Regions from separate parts of the Homo sapiens genome. Here region 2 is linked to region 1. Evidence: chromatin loops called from intact Hi-C (ENCODE). Cell type or tissue: endothelial cell of umbilical vein. All regions are shown on one strand.

The links. Hi-C counts contacts between places; a loop is a spot of excess contacts. Peaks named below come from ENCODE experiments on the same cell type or tissue, not always from the same donor. Only the 100,000 strongest peaks of a DNase experiment are listed, where the experiment ranks them.
Region 2: a loop joins it to region 1, with 15 times the contacts of the local background. A loop is called at or near these places in 3 of 110 quality-filtered maps.

The regions. Positions count from the first base shown.
Region 1 is chr21:15,735,050-15,737,549 of GRCh38, forward strand. The region is part of intron 1 of USP25 (ubiquitin specific peptidase 25); the gene reads left to right. Among named protein-coding and RNA genes, the nearest start is that of USP25, 6.3 kb to the left of the region's middle. In endothelial cell of umbilical vein, no CTCF peak of the experiment used is centred here; DNase peaks (open chromatin) are centred at 572, 1,052 and 1,302; H3K4me3 peaks cover 358 bases; H3K27ac peaks cover 1,100 bases.
Region 2 is chr21:16,423,347-16,425,846 of GRCh38, forward strand. The region is part of intron 5 of MIR99AHG (mir-99a-let-7c cluster host gene); the gene reads left to right. Among named protein-coding and RNA genes, the nearest start is that of MIR99A, 110 kb to the right of the region's middle. In endothelial cell of umbilical vein, no CTCF peak of the experiment used is centred here; DNase peaks (open chromatin) are centred at 1,115 and 2,275; H3K4me3 peaks cover 1,389 bases; H3K27ac peaks cover 2,500 bases.

The DNA.
Region 1 (2,500 bases):
GGGTTGGATAAACTCAAAAGTCATGTGATACACAAGCCCCTGCTCTTAACCACAATGTTGTATCGTTTTGGCTGTCCTTGAATTCCTGATAAAACCCCATTTGGTCATGTTGCTTTACTATTTTAAATATGTTTCTATATTTAATATAATAAATTTAAACCTAGAATTTGGTATACAATTGGCCTTCTGTATCCACAGGTTCTGAATCCATAGATTCAACCAGCTGTGGATTGAAAATATTCTGGAAAAAAAAAGCATTGTTGCATCTGTACTGAACATGTACAGTCTCATTTTGGTCATTATTCCCTAACAATACAGTATAACAACTATTTATGTAGCATTTACATTGTGTTAGGTATTATAAGTAATCTAGAAATGATTTAAAGTATGCTGGAGGATGTGTGGATGTGTAAGTTACATGCAAGTATTATACCATTTTATATAAGGGACTTTGACATTCGCAGATTTTGGCCTCTGGGGGTCCTGGAACCAGTTCTCCTTGGATTCTTTAATGAGATTGCTTACAAGGTTTGGTGTGCCCATGAGGGCTATTAAGATAAGGTTAGCTCATAAAATGATTAGAAGGCTTTCTGTGTTTTCCTGTGCTTTTGGAATTGTTTAGTGTAGGATTATGTTGAGTCATTCAAAATTGGTGGTGTATGATCTTTTTTGATTTGAAAAATTAGATAGCGTTCAACTGAGGTACTTGTTACTTTGAAGATTTGGTGAACATGACTGTATCAGGGCTGAGCTGCTCATTTAGAGCAAATTTTAGGTAAAGTTTCCAAATTTTGCTTATTGTCTTTTAAATTTTCTATCTTTTCTAGGGTCAAATTTTAAATTTTTTTAGTTCTAGAAAATTCTAAATTTCATTTAGGTTTCTGTATTTATTGGTCTAAAGTTTTGTCCTAAATCTGTGTGTGTGTGTGTGTATGTGTGTGTGTGTGTGTGTGTATGTATGTACATATATATATATGTATGTAGACATGCCATTTTTTTTATCCCTGCTTGTTTTGTCGTCAGTAGTGTTTGCCAGATGCTGATCTTATTTCCTGCTTTTTTTTTTGAGACGGGGTTTTGCTCTCTCACCCAAGCTGGAGTGCAATGGTGCAATCTCAGCTCACTGCAACTTCTGCCTCCCAGGTTCAAGCAATTCTCCTGCCTCAGCCTTCTGAGTAGCTGGGACTACAGGTGTACACCACCACGCCCAGCTACTTTTTGTAATTTTACTAGAGAGAGGGTTTCATCGTGTTGGCCAGGCTGGTCTTAAACTCCTGACCCCGAGTGATCAGCCTGCCTTGGGCTCCCGAAGTACTGGGCAGTTTCTCTTTGTATTTCTAATGGATTCAATCCAAACTTGTGTTTTTGTCTTTTAGAATTTAACCATGCACATGTGGTGATAACTGATAAATTTAATCTTTTTATTGTCATCTGATTATCCATTTATTAGTCTTGTTTTCTCCATTCAGTTTTGATGGATAGACCAAATTTTCATTGTATCACCACCCCCACCCTTGTCTTTAACGTTTTCTTTTCAATTTTGGCTCTTTTAATTTTAAACAAATATATTTTTATAATATAAAATTTTGATAATATAAAACATTAATAGCTTTTTTCGGTAACATAAAAAATTAACTTTTTTCTCCACCCATTTGCCCCAAATTAGGTAAGACATTTTAGCATGTTTTTTCTTATGGTATTCCTAGTTTTGTTGGGATAATATAGAATTGTAATTCTAGGTGATGAATTTTCTTAGTGTTGCAGATGCATTATTAGTAGCTAGTTTTTTTTAATTAACTATTTAATTTTAACTGTGTTTTTTGGTCTGTTGTATAATGCTTTTTGATGGTTTGATGCCACTCTGCTTTTTTTTTTTTTCCAGATAAGTTAACTCTCTGTGTTACCTTGTAAGATTTTACTCTTTGTTTTTAAGAGTTCAGAAATTTCACTTGCGTGTGTTTATGTATGTATCTTTTTAATGGTCCTGCCTAGGATTTTTCGTCTGAAATCTGTGTTCTCAGGAATTTTTCTTCCACTCTTTTCCTCATCTTCATTTAAAACTACATTATTTGGATTTTATACGTCACTTATCTTTCTTCCTGGCTTCAAATGTTTCTTCTCTCCCATTTTGTCCTGTATGCTGTGGTAACTTTTTAGTTTGATTATCTAGATTATTATTTTTGTAATGCCAGTTCTGTATTTACTACCCTTATATGTGGTCAGATAGTTTACAAAGAGTTTGTTTTTAATAATATATATTTTTAGTTTGGTTCTGAAGTACACATAATTGAATTAATTTTGCCAATTTTCTCATGATCAGCTCTTCCTGCAAATATATTTTCATTTATTTGTTAAATTGCTTATTTTAAATAATAAACACACACGAACCCCCTATTTAAAACAAAAGCTGGAACTTCGATAATAACCTATATCCCTTATCCTATCCCTTTACTTTCATTTGAGTGTATCATCTTGAATCCTCTGTTCATCTTCCTGTTGA
Region 2 (2,500 bases), 690 kb after region 1:
TTAGCTGATTTTAAGTCTTGTTCAAATAAAAGAAGCATTGATTTGCACTTGTTGCAATTTTTTTACTTTATATTGGTTTAATTTTAAAATTATCACAAAGTAAATATTACTGTTTGATATCATTCTTAAACATTCATTTTACAAGCCACCTGACCTATTAGCTGTTTAAACAATGATGATTTATATCTTGCTATAAATTCTTCTCTCAAAGTCAAGACAAATAGATCAGTAAAAGAACCTCTTTTTTAATGCTCAAAATTTTTTCTTAAAAAACAAAGAATTTTTTTAGTTTTCTTTTGTTTATGTGTTCATGTGTATTTGCCAACCTGTGTTTTTGCCTACATCCTGAAATATATGTCTTTTGAACTCGAGGTTGGAAAGTCTGATAGCAGGCTCTTAAGTTTATTCTTATTCCATATTATTTTTTATAAACAAATTTATTGAGTTTCTTACTGAGAGTAAGTCGATATATGAATCAATATTAATGATCACATCAAATCTGAGGATTTGCTTCCTTTAAAGCGCTGAATATTCAGCATAAATTTGTGCTAATTTACGTGTTTATAGAGTGATTCTAAATATTTGATTAGTATTCGTTTTAAAGATTTACTAATTCTTTGAAAATCTGGAGAACTATCGTTTGCTTAAAAAACTAATATCTACTAAAGTTGTAATTGTCTCTGCTTTGCTATTATTGAAATATTACATAATCTCTTGTTTAAAAATATCATGAGACTAAGCTATCGTGCCTTTCTTTCCATTTCTCCCACTAACATCTGAGGTCAACGTCTGTAAGAGGAAATATCTGAAAATATTTCAAAAACATTTTCTTTCCTGTGATAATCAACTGCTTTATCATTTGCAGAGATTTTGAAAGGAGTAACTGTTTTATTTGAATGCTTAGATAAATGTGAGGAATATATGGGCTTTCTGTGGACTTCAGTTTTAAAACTAAAATAGAAAGTAAGATGGAGAGTAATAAAATGATATATTTTATAGCAACTAATTACAACTTGCTGTTCATACATAAACAACACGCTGGAAAGGTAGACAGTGGGCTTTGAGAGCAGCTTTCATTTACTCAGTCTGTAAGAACTCGTGAAAATGGTGTCAAAGGGATGGTGGTGATCCATTCTGTATGGTCCATGGTGCTTTAAGCTTATACAGTCATTTACCATATTTAAATCCCCGAGTCTTGCCTCAGAGCCCCAATCACCAATCTGAGATATTTTTACAAGGAGAGAGGAGTTACACACTCATTCTTGTTCACTGGAGGATCTGTGATAGCGTTTCCTTGGCAGAAGCAGGGTTCTTCTCTGTATAGTGATTTTTTTTAAATCCCTGTTTAGGTAGTTCAGCTCGTTCAGTTGGACAAATCAGCATTATAACCAAGCTGACTCAGCCTTAGCAAGGATCACTAGTTTTTCATTTTGCCCTAAACCTGGGCATTTTCCTGAAGAATATGGACAGTTGTGCATGAAAGGTCAAGTTGCTAAAAATTATAGAACATGCATGTTCTACTTATGAGTTACTAAGTTGTGTTTTGTGTTCAAAATAGTATATATAAATACATGTTTTGTGTACAGAATATTTAAACAGTGATAGAAACAGTTGTTCTGAAATTTAAGTTATGGGATTGGCTTTATTCCAATTCTACTTGAGATGTCATCCAAAATTACTTTTCGAAAGCACTGCTTTGAAAATTTCCTGTTACAGTCTTCATGAAGTATAGTGATCTGGATATGAATTTTCTGCTAGTACAGGAGTTTGGGAAAAATACAAGTATATGACTATTGCATGTTCTGTGGGATTCTAATCTGATCACATGCTCTTTCCTCTCCATTCCTTGGGCCCATTCATAAATATTCTATGGAGAGTTATTTTTTTTTTCCTGTCAACAGCCAATTTTAGTCTTTATTTTAATTTATTTCTTTTTAGAGATAGGATCCTACTATGCTGCCAGGCCTGGAGTGTAGTGGCTCTTCACAGGTGTGATCATGGCCCACTATAGTCTTGAAGTCCTGGGCTCAAGAGATTCTCCCACCTCAACCACCAATTGTAGATGTATTCAGATAGCATGACATTTGAAAAAGTTGATGGAGAGAAAATTCCTACTGAAGTGTGTTATAGATATCTCTAAAACATCTTTGGTTGTCAGGAAATGAATCAATGATATAGAAACAAACAATGATTTGTAATCTTGGCAGATAAACAGAGAAATAATCAGTTCAGAATATTTATGGAATGATAACATTTTCCTGTTGATATATTTTTGTGCCAACAAATTTAATTTGGAAACTGGTATTTGTTACTAGAAGGCAGTAATCAATTTTGGTAATCAGTAGTTTTAAATGCTTTATTCAAGACCAAGGGCTGATTTATTGAATGAATAGGTCTTAGATAAAATGTAAGCTATTGGGCCAACCCATATCTGGAATTTGTTTTTATTTTCAATACCCAAGTCATTAAGTGTAAATGTAATAGTATTTGCATATTTTCA